Regions from separate parts of the Homo sapiens genome. Here region 1 is linked to region 2. Evidence: read pairs that join two places in POLR2A ChIA-PET (ENCODE). Cell type or tissue: GM12878. All regions are shown on one strand. Region 1 overlaps IKZF2 (IKAROS family zinc finger 2). Region 2 has its middle 51 kb from the start of SPAG16-DT.

Evidence for each region. Peaks named below come from ENCODE experiments on the same cell type or tissue, not always from the same donor. Only the 100,000 strongest peaks of a DNase experiment are listed, where the experiment ranks them.
Region 1: POLR2A ChIA-PET joins it to region 2 with 14 read pairs; 2 of 35 experiments call an interaction of 5 or more read pairs at or near these places.

Annotation. Positions count from the first base shown.
Region 1 is chr2:213,012,620-213,020,619 of GRCh38, reverse strand. IKZF2 (IKAROS family zinc finger 2) reads left to right here. Exons shown (of 9, transcript NM_001387220.1): 8 at 6,686-6,829. Among named protein-coding and RNA genes, the nearest start is that of MIR4776-2, 90 kb to the right of the region's middle. In GM12878, no CTCF peak of the experiment used is centred here; a DNase peak (open chromatin) is centred at 4,659; H3K4me3 peaks cover 6,581 bases; H3K27ac peaks cover 6,901 bases.
Region 2 is chr2:213,229,273-213,237,272 of GRCh38, reverse strand. No RefSeq gene overlaps it. Among named protein-coding and RNA genes, the nearest start is that of SPAG16-DT, 51 kb to the left of the region's middle. In GM12878, no CTCF peak of the experiment used is centred here; a DNase peak (open chromatin) is centred at 4,032; H3K4me3 peaks cover 3,500 bases; H3K27ac peaks cover 7,921 bases.

The DNA of each region.
Region 1 (8,000 bases), 220 kb after region 2:
CAAGTCCATTTATTTTTATATTATCATCATTAACATTTTTTACAAACCTATCTGTGTATCAAGTCTTGGTAAATTTGATATTTCAAGCTTGCATTACCTGGGCTGATGATGATAGCATAGGATCTGGAACATAGAGATTACAAAATGGTGCGTCTCGGAGTCTGCCAAACCTGCTCTGGCTACTTCGTGTCTGGGTGTGTCACTCATAGGCTGGGTTTGAGGATTAAATGTGACTGGATATGTAATAAATGCCCAATAAATGGTTTGCTTTACTGTTAACATTTGAGAACATTAAATAACTGAATAACAGTAAATGTGCTATTCCCTATAAATTTGTTATTTACCAGCAGTAACTTAAGCATTAGAAGTTTCATTTGCTGACCAAATACACTGTTACTATTTAAATTGATGGATTTAAGGGTAAATTGAGGCTGGAAGCTGATGGAAGCTTGGGGGAATACCAAATCTTCCCCAAAACACCTTATGGCATTGCTACTAGTTTTTCTATATTATATTCTCCCATTGCAGTTCTGACATTTGATGGCGTTATGCATTTCCAACTTTATTTATTATTTTTGCATTCCTAGTTATTTATGGAATTCTGTATTGCATACATACTCCTAAAAGACTATATGGTAATAGGGAGGTAAAATGTAAATAAATTATTATAATCAACATTGAATTATCTGTTGGCAGATTGAACTTTTAGAGAATCAAATGCTAACGAAAAATTTAAACAAGTATATTTTGAGAGAAGCAAAGATATGTCCCCTAAACAACTGGGGCCTCAGTCTTACCCCCTATTCCCCAGATTGCTTAGCCCTCCGTAGGCACAGGCCCTTTACAGGTGGTGCTGAAGCTGGAACCAAGTGGGGGAAAGTGGGAAAGGGGTAGGGGCACTGGGTAGGTAGAGCAGAGGGTAAAACCAAAGAGGAGAAGGGATTGAGGGTAGCTTCTGATACCATTTATAGAAACAAATATTCTTAAATACTGGATATCATTTTAACCACATAAGTTTACATTCATGCCATTTCATACCATACTTTTTCTGGGTTTGTTATAACAATAATTTGAGATTATCCTTAATCTCCTCTATCTGTTGTTAACATGCCTAATGGGAAATTGGCCATACGAGGTAGGAGTTGATAAATACTGTAAGAGAAAAACATGGTTCTGTAAAATGCTGCTAGAGTTCATCATTAACATACGTCTCATATAAATAGCTTGGCATATGTCTCTTTTTAAACAGAACCATGATGAAACTTATATCTATTCCCTTCTCTTGCTGTATGTTATTTATTTGTTTTCCTTTTTTGTGGTAGATATGAGAGTTGCTGTCATTTTGGTTGCCATTAGCTCCATGAAATGATTTAACTATTACTTGTTTTTAAAAAATATCTGACATAGTTATATTTCCTAGTCTTTCTTTTCTAAAACATGTTTTTCCCTGTGTTGTTCTTCTAGTATGGAATTTTTTAAAGGAAAAGAGGCATTTTCACTTTACTCAGAAAACATTTATCAAGAGCTTACTATGTGCCAAGTTATATAGAACATTCTGGGGTATAAAAATAAATGGACCCAGTCTTTTAATACACTTACTTTATAGTCTGGTAGGAAATACATACTTTAAAAAAATAAAATAAAATGAAACAAAAGCTCTAATAAGGATGCATACACAGTTCTCTGGGAACATAGATGTAGAATTAACCTAACTCTGGAAAAGTCAAGAGAGGCTTCTTACATGCAGGAGTGTTCAATCCAAACATGAGGGATGAGTAAAAATTGCATATATCAGGCAGGATACAGAGAATGTATATTCAAGGAGAAAAAGAGGCTTGGAGATATAAAAGATAATTAACAGCTTCCCTGATGTTGAGTGTAACTGCAGTTTAAGGAGTGGTAGGAAATGAAGCTTCTGAATTAGTAGGTTGTGATGCAAAGACAGAGTCTTCTCTGCTAAGCTAGTGTTTGAATTTCATTGTGTAACTGATGGGGGGCCACTAGGGTAACCAAATTTGTTATTAATGAGGTAATCAAATCAAGAAAAATGTCTCCAATGAGGATACATGATAAATGCCTACCTGGGGCAGGGGGTATGGTGTGAGGAGAGACTGGAAATGACAATGCCAAAAAGAAAAAGATGAAGAGGCAACTGCAGAAGAGAACAAGGTGAAATATTGAAGACATATTTAGGAGGTAGAATAAAATGGTCTTAGAAAAGTTGATTGAGTTTGAGGAAAAAGGAGGAATATCATGACTCATAGTTTTGGAAATAATAATTGAGTTTTATGACAGATTATTTATATAATTAAATTATTTAATTGGGTTTGATGAGCTTATTTATTTTATTGGGTTTTAGGGCAGATTATTTATCTTATTTAATTAGGTTTTATGGCAGATTATCTTGTTCAATATTATCTTTATGTTGCTTTTTCAAGTCTGCTTAGCTTGAAGGAAAAGCTTTAAAATCAAACTATGTTATTACCTGTTTTACCTAAACCTAAAGACAAAAATGAAAGTGCAAAGCAGAAGGATAGCCAGCTTAAAATCTATATATATTGTTAGGTTTATGCTTTGAATTGTTTAGGAAAGGGAGGTTCTTTTTCACAGTATAGAGGCATTATTGGGCACCCCCAAACTTTGGAATAAGCTTTTTTGACTTATTTCTATTGGGTGACATCATTCAGTGAACATCCATTGAATATTATATCTCTCTTGTATCATAAAAGGTATTAGAGACACAAATACAACAGAATGCAACCCCTGAGGTTATTTACCAGCTATTGGAAGATAGACCAGTAAAACAACAATTATAGTACTATGTGATAAGCATTATGGAGACAGAGAGGACATACCTAAATCAGCAGAACATCCAAGAGGAATTTCCCGGGATTGAGCTTAGTTTTAAAAAGCAAAAATGTGAACTAATAAATGGAGAAGGGTGTTTCCTGCAGAAAGAACAACATATGTGAACAACTACCAATGTAGCATCTAAAACACTTGGGGTACCTCCATGTGTGTTTGTAAAGAGATGTGGTAGGGAGGAGGAGAGGCAGAAGACTGGATGAAAGGAAGAAATCTAGGATTTTCCACAGGTGACCAGCATGGCTGATGGAGTAAATAGTAGTGTCATTCAGTGATATGGTAATTAGTAGTGTCATTCAGTGATATGGTAATTAGGAAAATAGAAGAAAGAAAGGTAAATGGAGATTTTACTTCTTTTACTATATTCTTTTATGTCTCCATGAAATAGGCAAATAAAACTGTCTAGGAAGATGTTAAATATATAGATCTCAAGCTCTTGAGAGGGGTCTGAGTAGGAAACAAAGATGCAGGATCCATCATAATTTATGTAGTGGCCCAACGTAGTAGTTTTTAATAAGGCAATACGGATAAGTACAGAGTGAGACATCAAGAAGGCCAAGAACACACTAGCAGGAAAAAAATTTCATGAAGATGAGTAAGAGCAGAGTAGGAACATGGAAAGAGTGATTTCACAGAAGCCAAAGCAAGTGTCAGCACTGCCAAATGCTGTCAAGAAAATAACTAAGATAACTGTAAAGTTTTTTTTTTAGATCGGGTAACACGGAGAAAATTTGCAACAATATAGAAGACATCTGTTGTTTTTGCCTGCCTGACATCCCTTCCTCCTTCTCTTGATAACAAGAGTGCCCATTTACCTTTAGAGAACTTTCCTGTTGCATGTAGCTGTGGTGGGACCCTCAGTCCAGGTACTCTGCCCTCTCCTGCTCAGGAGCTAGACATGTGATCTAACCTAGGTCCCTCAGACTTGGAATTTGAATTTGGGTGAACTGTTTGGTTTTTCAAAAGAATACATTGGGAATACACTTATGGTTTTGCCGTTATGGTTATCAACGTGATGAAACAGTGATCTAATGGAATTATGTTTTTATCTTGGTTATAACCTCAAATATAAGGTCAAAGAGGATGTTTGGTTATAAAGTTTGTTCAAACAGGGGAAGTTACCTTATTGGTATATCTTTAGCCCAGATTAATGTCTATGTGATTAATGCATTATTGAGATATCTAGAGAATTTGTTTTATGTTTCTAGCAATGTATACACAGAAATATTTTGATGAGTTGCACCCAGATCCATGAAGCAAAACAAAATCAGATTGGTTACATAATTAAGGAAAAATGTATCAGGTCTTTACCCAATGGCAGACCTTACAAATATGTCTGACTGGTTTACAAAAAGTCAATGCTCAAAATACCTCTACAAAGAGTAGTATAGCGTAATGGTTGAGCCAGGCTCTGGAGCCAGACTCCTAGTAGTAATAACATTCTCTACTAACTAGATGTAAACCCTGAGGAAATTACTTAACATCTCTGGGTCTTTCTGTTCTCATCTGTACAGTGAAGATGGTATTACACCTATTTCATGGAGTTTCTGGATGAATTAAATTAATTATTAAATGCAAAGCCTTAAAACAGCACACAGCACATAGTATACGTCAGTTATTATTATTGCCGATGTGGTAGAAACAAGATCAATTTTTGACATGAAAAGGGCTATTGTAAAGTAGAAATTAGATCAGAACTCTGCCAAAATCATCATTTTCAGTTCACATGAGCTTCATTGAACTCGGGACAAATCATCTGAATTGAGGTGGATGTGGTGTGGGACAGTTCCCACACCCAGGTTTCGTTTTGAGTGTTAAATGCGTTCAAATATGAAAATTCAGGGTGAAACTTAGAGCAAAACTGCCAGGTTTTGGACTACTCATTTCAGAACAAATTAGCATATTTAATTTTGGGGGCAAACCCGTTAACCAGTTTTGCTAGTTTTTTAGCAAAATTTACAACAACATTTTTTTTTTCTTGCCAAATTCTTTCATTTTGGATCTTGGTCTGACATATTTTCATCTTTGGTCCATACTTGGACTGCTTTTTAGTTTTATTGTTATTTCTAATAATGTAGTAAGTGCTTGTAAATCCATCATCCAAACAAAAAGTTAAGATTTTGACCACAATTTGTATCTCATTACCTGGTTCTCCACCACACCACCACCACTGTGCCATTCTTCTGACTCCCCTTACGTGAATTGGTCATCCTTGAATGTTTTTGAAATTCTTTGCTTTTTTGTTGACTCTTTTACTTTTGTGTCACTTTTTTAGTTGTTACTAAAAGAGAATATAATGTTTTATACATAATATCTTGGGACATACTTTTTCAATGTGATAACATCATTAATGATATAGTGCAGACAATGATCTGTTTCCTTGTTCCTCAGTCTCACCTTGAAACTTTTTTCCAAATTAACATCTAATAATTGCACAATCCCTTGCTATTCATAGCCAGAGGACTTCTTATTAAATGTAGATTACAATTCAATTTTTTTGACCCATCTATAGGTTAATCAAAACTTGGATGGAATGTTGATTTCTTTAAACATGTCCAAATCATGAAAACATTTTTTCACACTATGTTTCATTTTCTTCAAAATTGGTAACCTATTGGTTATTAAATACATCAACTGAATTGTGCACTGAATTTTCCTACCTTTCATCTCTTGCTTTCTCACTTATTTTTGTGTCTGCCAAGAGGATCCCCTTATAAATGAGACTACATTTTTTTGTACACAGTGGGACTATCTTATACAAATGAAAGGATCAGAGTAAATCATTTTTACAGGGCATACTGAACAAGTAAAGTTATTCTAAGAAATGAAAGCTTTAGGTTTCCAAACAGTACTGGCACAAGTGCAACTGGAGAAAGCAACAATAAACAACAAGTAATAAGTTATGTTCTTTCCTGAGAACACTGTTTTTAATCAACTGATTCGCCTTGTCTGAGTTGTTACCCTATCCTTAATTAAACATCCTTGGGCAGTATTTCTACTCAAAAAACAACTGTTTTAAGTTCTTTGTCTGCACTATGAATGTCAGTGTCTAAGGGCTAACAGATTAGTCCATAGCAACTTAGAAAAAAGGGATGAATAGGGAACAGCATTGGAGAGTATATGTCAAATGAATTAGGGCAGTAGTTTAGTGAGCCAATGTGCCAATTTAGAAATGGATTCTTCTTCCTGCTGAAGAGCTCTTTTTAAAATAAATTACAATCATAAAGCTGCCACAGTTTACTGTGCATAGACATGTTCAGAATTGGCTCTTCTTCATGAGGGCTGCTTGGTGCAGGTATTTAAGCTACTGCCAATAAGGCTAACAGCTCATCAAATAGAAAATACGCTGCAGGAAAATACATGGGTTAAGAAAAACAGTTAAATACCGTGCTGTTATTTTGTATGTCTGTTTAAGCTTTTCTCTCAAACAAGTTGACTTACTTAAATTGTTTTTTAAAAATAAACTCTAAAAGCCTTGAAAATAGTGCAGTCTTAAAAGTAGTATTGATTTTAGTCAATGCTAAAAACACTTTCAGGGGAATAAGATGAGAAACCACATGAACAAGTTTGCCACCAATAGTGGCAACAGTGTATGTATGTCATGGATTTAAGAGAGACTCAAATAAAAACAAATCCTCTGGTGTATATGTGTGTGTGCAAATTTAAAGAGTATACTTTCACACTAGAGGGTATTCTTTCTACTTGCTTCTACTGAAGCATACTAGCTTTTATAACACATATCGAGATGGCATATCCAGCTTTGTATCATCCAAAATGTTGAAGAAATTATCAGATTGCATTTTTCTATGGTTTTGTATAGTACCTCCTATGGAAGATTGTAAGGAACAAGAGCCTATTATGGACAACAATATTTCTCTGGTGCCTTTTGAGAGACCTGCTGTCATAGAGAAGCTCACGGGGAATATGGGAAAACGTAAAAGCTCCACTCCACAAAAGTTTGTGGGTAAGCATTACAAATGCTTTTGTTTCTTTGCAAGGTGATGTTAATAGGAAAAGGCAAGTTCCCATGTATTAGAAATATATATGGTGTGTTTCAGTTCATGAAATAAATACCCATCTCTTTTCTTCATTATTCTTTTTTACTCTCTGACATTCTGTGTACACCACACTTACACCAACACACACAAATACATATGAGAGATAAAGACTGATAGTGGTCACCATCTCAAAATATGATGATATATAAAGTGAAATAACATGTAAAATAGAAAATATTAATTTCTTTAAAAAATAGTCATACAGAAGAGAAACGGTCCAGCCTATTGGCCAGTTTTGTAATCTGTTTTAAAATTTTCATTAGTGTCAGGTTTTTAGCTGTTTTTTTTTTAACCTATTAACATTTATGCCTAGTGTCCCATTATTGGAACGCTAAGCATGTGGGAGTTATTTATATCCTACTGCTCAAGGTCATCGCCAAGGTCTGATTGCAAAAATTAAAACAAAATTTCAACCTCAGGCATAAATGGGTTAATTATTTTCGTATTTTATCTGGAATGAAGATAATTTTTCTTTTTTTCAAAATTCTGCATTGGAAAAATAATGCAGCAACCTACATTCAAGATGTTTCATATTTGGATCTTTATTTCATATTTTAATCTTTGTTTTTTCATCCAGCCTATGATTTTGAACTGAAAAGATTAAATATCATATATTTAGACTTTCCCTTTTCATTTCCGAACCCTTAGATATTCTTTGATACGCCCAATGTTGGCATCATTCTGGATGCATGCTGTAAGTCATAGATTGTCTCTGAGGATACAAAAAGCATGGACTTTTTAAAAGAAATATGAATAATAGAGATTCAATAAAAAGAATTGTTAAAGAATTGTTATTCATTGTATATATATCTATTAGGATAAAAATATTCAAACAGATTCTGACATTCTAGTGTCAGCATTGTGGGACATCCTGATTAAATGGTGATTGAGACAAAAATCTTTGCTTTGGTTATTTCAGGGAGGAGAGGATAACACAATTCCATTACTTCAATAAACACTTAAAGAAGGTTTCCTTTCAATCTGAAATTGAAGAACTAACACATCACCAAAATAGCACTCTAAGACTAGCTGGAGGGATTTATTGAGAACTCATTGAAAGAAGGCCTAAGGGTGACT
Region 2 (8,000 bases):
CATTGAAATTCAAAATAATTAATTGAAGTAAAGCCCTGCATTTGTGCATGCGTTCTGAGCAATTAAGTGGAGTGAAACACATGTATTGCTAATCTTGCATGCTGTGATTAAGATAGAAATGAAGACGTCCATCAAACGAGATTACTTCTTCATCAACAAGGCTCAGAAATGTTTCTACAGCTGTTTAGATCGTTTTAATTGTATCAGAGCCTCTCACATCATGGTTTAAGTGAGGCACTATTTCCCCCCATTAAAAAAGAGAATATGAAGATATGAGAGTATACTAATCCGCATGTGAAAGAAATCACAATGCATTTAAAGGTTTCTTTACCAATAAAATTAGATTAGCTAAAGAAACAAAAGGCATTTGTGTGTTTATGATCTATTTTCATACTTAACTGCACAAACACGGAGCTGAGAGGACCAGCTGGGTCCCACTTTTCATTATCAAATATTCCTGGATTATTCCCTCTGGCCACTCTAACTCCTTTATTTGAAAAAAGAACAGGGAATGGTACTACCTTCCCTATGTAAAAGTAAATCTAATTGATGACTCACACACAAAAAAACCATGATACTTGTTACCATTTCCTCAATTTCCATTCCTCCTTCCAATAGAAACATAGTTTTTTTAAAGCAACTAATTATTCCAAAAAGAAAAGAACTCACTTATTCTACCAATTTTTTGGTTAGTTACTCAGAATTATTCCTAGTAATATAGACTTGGATTTTGAGTCCCTCAATGGGACTGAAGAATAAGACCAAATGTTGTCTCAGAATAATGAATGATTTGACTCAAAGTGATTTCTTAAAAGCCAAAGTTACCATTTCAGAAAATTCTTTCTCTTGTGGTTCAGCGAGCTATGAAGGAGGTGAACTGAACAGAATGAGAATAAATCAAGATTGGACTTTTCATAGGTATAGAGCCCTTTCTTTGGCTATCTCAAAATACTACAAGTAGTACCACTGTCATATCTCTCATGTAATTAATATACTGAGTTTCATCTTAAAAACCAAGTGCAAAACCATGAACTTGAGTGATTTGAGACAGAAATATATGTATTTGTATTCATAAAAGCTTGAACCAGCAAAAATACCTTTCTATCTAATTATATTACTTTAGCAATTAGTTGTGAAAAGAAGTAGTTTTAATTAACATTTATTTTTTTCACTGTTGTATATTTTAGGATTTCAATTCATTTTGATAGATCTTCAAGTTGAACATAAAAGAAACTCTCAGACTTTAGGAACCTATAGGTCAGAGTGGTTCAACTGAAAAAGCAAAGAGAAACATGCAGACCCGTGGTGACAAATGGCTGAACCCTACACTTTACTGAAATTGGACAAGCAAATGTTTATATCACTAAAAAAAAAAAAAAGAAAAGGAAAAATAAAAAAGAAAAAACCTGGACAAAGTATTAAGTAGTGATAGTGAAAATGACATGCTCTTATAAACAGAATTCAAATATTAAAAATAATATTTTTATGCTTTACAACTTCAATTACAATCACTAAACCAAATGGCAGTGTTAATAACAAATACACTGAAAAAATATATGTTAAGTTAGGAAAAACAAAACAACAGGAAATTGGAATGTCCTATAATAACTAAAAATGCTGTTGTTAAAATGCACTTATTGACATAGAAAAACGTTTACGTTATGCTAAATGTTTAAAGTAAATTATAACAGTGTTTATATTGTATAATGTAACATAATACATAAATAACATACTACATATAATAATATTTAAATAGGTAATATCATCTATTATTCTATAAACTACATATTCCAGAAGAATATACGATAAAATTTTGTGGTAAGGATGTATTTATGACTTTGAATCATTTCTGTCTCCTAATTTTCTTCAATAAACATATGTTACTTATGTAAAAACACTTTTCCATTTAATTCTAGAGCCCTTAGGTTCACTCTAGCAGTTAGTTAACAATATGTGACTCAGTCTCCTCTGTCTTTCCAGTGAAATATTTTCCAATGAAATACTAATAGAAACAAAACAGTATAATTTCTCATCAGCAAAGAAATTAAAGAAGCTCCATCAGCTAACAGCAGGAATTACTTGAAGGAATTACTCCTAAGTACAGTATGAATGAAACCAATTGAGAAATTATGAGGATCAGCCAATCATAAGAAGATTTATCCCTCTGCATTCATTACCCCTGCCTCCAAACACACCTACAACAGAGATGCAGAGCCTCAGACCAGAAAAACCTAAATACTATATTATTCACAAATTGCCTGCTAAGATTGTCAGAATCATCTCCTATTCTTGCATCAGGTCTTCTTATTTTGTAAGTATTTGGCAGGCTGTGCTCACAGTGACCTGACAAGGCCAGACACACAAGAGGAACAGCAGGGAAAAGTAGGAAAGAAACAGGAAGAATACCTGGAGAGTAAGAAAAGGGAATATCAACAATGAATTAAAGAGAAATCCAGGCCAGTCAGAGCACTGTCCCTGCTCCTTGGGGGCAGAAGAAAGAGCGGAAGCTGTTTTCCCTTGGGAAGGGAAGGGAGCATAGAATTTTCCTCTCCTGCCCAGTACTCTTCATTGTTCTTAAAGCAAACCCAATGAGGTAGAAATAATTGTGTCTCTTTCACAGGGAGATCAACAAAGCTCAGAAAGATAAATACTTGGCCCCAAATCACATAAAGGAGATCTTAAAATTCTGAAGCTTCATAATCAACCTTAGTACTCCAAATAATAAAGTCAGTGTTTTTAATTACAAATGCCAAAGATGAAATTAATCCAATGGCAGCATCCATAACCAATATAAATTGAAAGAATATGTGCTTTTATTCAGTCTGTTTTCAAACTAGCAATTTCTTTATTTAACTAGTGGTTCTGATGTCTTTTAAACTAGTAAAAGTAACAAAATTATCATGATTATTACTTTTTATAGTCTCAATCATTTTTGAAGGCTTATGATTTATAACAATGTTATGATTTATTAGTAAGACAAACGACAAGTAAATAAATAAAGCCAATAACTTTCTGGATGTGCCTCATCACCATGACCTACCACTGTTTTCAAAATAAGTTGATGGTGGGATTTGATTTGTCTCTAACTTATAGTTTTTTAATGATTTAGGAAGACAAATAATACCTGTAACCACATAAACTTCTCATATCCTGTTTTGCATACAATGTGAACTTCAAAGTATTTTTAACAGAAATTTAATTAGTCCTGGGTAGATTAGAGATAATGGTTGTGGGATCCTTTTTATTTGCATGACTTTTAAATTCCTTCTGAAATTTCTACTATACATGGTAATTCTACTTAAACTCCTTTTGATAGAAAAATCAGTGCTGTCAACCAAGGACAACATCCTTTCAATTCATACCAAATAGAGATTTAAGTACTGCTAAATCCACTGCCAGCTAAGGACAACCATAGATAAGGCAAGGTTGATTTGAATCACTTTCCACTAACTAATGGAGAGCATTTTTATTTTACACAGGATAATCTTTGGCTGATAATCTAATATGCAAACTTAGTGTGCAATTTATGCAATTATGTCATTATTAAAGTGTAGCATCCTATATCTTCTGCAGATTACTAAATATGCCCCCTCATCTAGCAATCAGAGACCTGTAAAAAAGATGAAATTCGTTTCTATAAGATAGGTAGAAAAGTCAGTTAGCCTATGTTTTTCATCAAATAGCCTTTGATTTGATGCTTAATATTAATTGTTTTTAACTGTGTGAATGTTATGTTATTTAGTGTGTCTAAACCACAAATGGCTCCTGGCAAGACCTCATACCATTAACAATGAGATTAGCAGAGGAAAATTCAAAAACACTCATGGGGATTGTTTGTACTGTTTTTTGTTGGGTATGTTTTTGCTCTGTGGGATAGAAGACAGTTTAAAACAGCACTGCATGAAAAAAGAAGCGACTGACCGCAGGTTGCAAGTATGCTTCAGTGAAGCAGAAGTTTCTACAGCTCCGTCTCAGCAAAGGGGAGGTTTCTAACGGTCCCCTGCTGACTTCAAATGTGTTCACAGCCTGCACGCAGCAGCCACAGTGGAAACTTACCGGTGTGATAATAATCACTTAGAGTGAGACTGTGGTGCAGACCCTCTTCCCCCAACCAGAAATCCCCTGAGTAAAAGCTCTATCCCCTGGGGAGACACAGAGATGTAAAGACTTGAAAACAGGTGTACCTTTCCCTGACATTCAGAAAAATTGGGTATGAACAGCTTTTCACTCTTCATATCCTCAGAGTCCCAAAATTAGCCCAAGCACAGTGTTTCCTAATCTTTAGGCATCTAAGAAATGCCTTAAAACATTTGTTGGGACCATTTTTCACATGTAAAAAGGGACAATTTTTGTTAAAAGAAAAATAAGCCTCTGGTGAGAGAGACAGAGAGAGTGTGTGTGTTTGTGTGTGTGTGTGCATATGCATGTGTGTTTTTCTATATAAATACAGTCCTGGAGTGACACACAGTATATGTCTCTGTAACATGAGGTACAGGATAGAAGGGCAACTATTCCTTTTATTTTTCATATTTCTGCATTGCTTGCCTTTGTTACAATTACTGTTTGGTAGGTTTATAATTATTTTTAAAACTTGCTTTCACAGTTATTTTGAACCGTCTCCTCGGATGAAGGTGAACTATGTACACTTTCTAAAAAAGCGAACTTAACTTTTTGCAAAAGGTGTGGTATGCAAAATGTGTGCATAACAAACTGTTGTGCAAGGATCAACATCTTATGATTCATTAAATTCATGAAGGTGATTTTTAATTTGATTCCACTTTTTTTTTTATTATTTACAGATTACAGAGTGCTTTGCCCACTCCTGGCCGTATGTTAGGCAACCCCATCCCCTCTCAAGAACATATCATTTTTGTTACATTATAATAACACTTAAGATATTACAATGAGTTATTATATTTAAGGAGTAATATAATAAAAGCAAACCTAAAAATATCAAAGTTCAAGAAAATACTTCATAAAACACAAATATTTTTGCTACATTGAACTGAGATATCATGTACTGCTGTCAAACCATTTTCTAACAAGAACTCTAAATGCTCGCACTGGTGTATTAAAAATTCACTCAGCAGGTGGGCAAATGTTGTAAGGATCAAGCAGAACAAGAGAACACAAAAGCAGTTCTAGTTTGTACATAGGTGGACATGGTGATGGGCCCTCAGGAATCTAGATACTCTATTAATTATCTCCCACATTCTTATTTTTCTACTCTAGCCAAACTCACATAAGATTGGAAAACAGAATTTCTGGGGAATCAATAGCATGTTCTTTCTCCAGCTGTGCCTGCTAATACTAGAGAAAAGCTAACCTTACCTTTAGAATTAAAAGATCTATGAAAGCAAAAAGACAGCTTAATTAGGGACACATTTTAGAGTCACCTGGGGACCATTTTAAATGCATAGCTCCCAAGGCAGGCTAACTGAACAGAATTTGTGGGGACGAAGCCCTAACATGTATATACATATTAAATATATTTTATATTTAAACCTCCACAGATGATTAGAATGTCTGATTATCACATATTTGTAGAGGAACCTACAATATTTATCCTATATAATACAATTATTATATAGGATAATAATTATCCTATTATCCTAGGATAATAAAAAGTAAAAGAATCTAGTGGTAAAATAATGTAAAAATCTTTGCTCATTTATCTAATTCCAAAGTTGAGAATTAAGATCATTAACCATTAATAAAATGCATTTAATAAGACAAATGAAACAATTAATTTAAGTCCTTACATAATGTTAATCTAACTCATGTCTGCCTTAGCAACGTGAAGTCAACATGGTGATGTAAGGTAGGTATTTTCTAAATTTCTTTCATCAGTGTTCAATAATTTTTAATTTTAAAAAAGTTAAACATCATTTAAACAATATATTAAACATATTAAAAAACTCAAAAATTCACAAAAAAGTAAATTTCCATTAATAAACACGGTTTCCTGTTTATAAGCATAGCTTTTCTGTCACCAAAGCACTTTTTTAACTGAAACATATATGACCTAATAATATAAACCTTTCTTATATACACTGCTTACTTCAAGAGAACTCAGAGATCTATGGATGCTATATCATCACTTCAAAATTTCTATAAGGAGTTAGTTTTATACCTATATATAAGAAATTGAGGTATACACTTATTAATAAACTCACAGGAGCCTATAGCTAGACCAGAAATAGAATCCAGGTTACGTATTTTTAGACTAGTGCCTCTTTAATTTTCACACACAATATGATACCTACCCATATGCTTCAAAAGGACGCAGATTTTAACAAGGAGAATAGCAGGAAAGAGAGAATTTGAATAACCCTAGAAGTGAATAAAAATCTGCATGGTGTTGCCATAAGCATTATTGAAGTCTTCTCTTTAAACCACCCATGGCTTCCTTCAAATCGTTATTTTTTTATTCTAAGTTCAACTCGCCACTTTTCCTTACTCTAAGGACACATATAGCTCTCTCCAGGACATAACAACAATCATGGGAATAGCTGCTTATTCTATATTCCAGGCACCTCCTATATGCCAGACAGTTTCAGGCATCCACTGAGGCTCTTGGGACATACCCCCAGCAGATAAGTAGGGACTGCTGTACACATGTTAGAGAAGAAAACGTTAAGGAATTCATCAAGAGGCAATAGAGTATAGTATCAAAGTATTAACAGATACTCTGAGATTAGACTGCCAGTTTTAAATACTGGCTCTGCAATTTGTCACCTTTTTTTTTTTTTTTTTTTACCTTGGGCAAATTCCTTAAATCTCATTAGGTACTTGACACAAATTTTATTTAATGGTCGTAACAACTCTATAAGTTAGTTATTACTACCGTTAATAGGCGAGGAAATTGAGGCTCCATGTTTTACCAAATGAAAACTTGAGTTATTTGAACACATTCGTGGGGAAAATGAGAAACTGATATTTCAATTTTTTCTATTTGATTTTGTGTTTACTTCAATTTACTTCAGGTGAGCAGCCAGATAAGGAAGGGAAGGATAACTCAGTGGTGACCAATGGTCACCCTTAGGTTCACTCTTAATACAGTAGTTTCCCCTTCTTGGTGGTTTTGCTTTTCATGGTTTCATTTATCCATGGTTCAAAAATATTCAACTGAAAATTCCAGGAAAAAATAATTCATACGTTTTAAATCGTCCGTTCTGAGTAGTGTGATGAAATCTTGCATGGACCCATTCTGTCCCAGCTGGGACGTGAGTCATCTCTTTGTTCAGCATCTCCACATTGTTTATGCTATATGCCCGTCAGTCACTGTTTAACTGCCTCGGTGATCAGAACAACTGCTACGGTACCACAGTGCTTGGGTTTGGTACTATCCACAGTTTCAGGCATCCACTGGAACTCTTGGGACATATCCCCAGCAGATAAGGAGGGACTGCTGTACACACGTTAGAGAAGAAAATGTTAAAGAATTCATCAAGAGGAAATAGAGTATAGTATCAATGTATTAATAGATACTCTGAGGTTAGACTGCCAGTTTTAAATACTGGCTCTGCAATTTATCACCTTTTTTTTTTTTTAACCTTGGGCAAATTCCTTAAATCTCTGTTATTATTTCATCTTCTTTAAAAATGATACCAATTTTTCCTATCTCAAAGAGTTTTGTAAGGATAAAAAGAGACAATAATGCATTTCAATGTTTAGTTTTCCACGTGGCTCATAACCAGTGCTCAACAAATATCAGCCACTGCTCTTCCAGAAAGGCTAACACTGTTTGAGACCCTGGTGAGGGCCCCAGCACTACTGATTCTGATAATCTCTTTGTTATCAATAACAGCAGACAGCCAATCACAAAACTGTCTCTGGGCAATCACATTTCCCCAAATAGGATATTAATATTTGCGGTAGTAAAAACAGAGATTTTCTGCACATTTTATTTAGACCTAAGTTGGTTTGGAGTTGTTAAAATACCTACCATTTAAAAATACCACTTACTATTATCCAGGCTGTAAGTGTATTATTTCTTT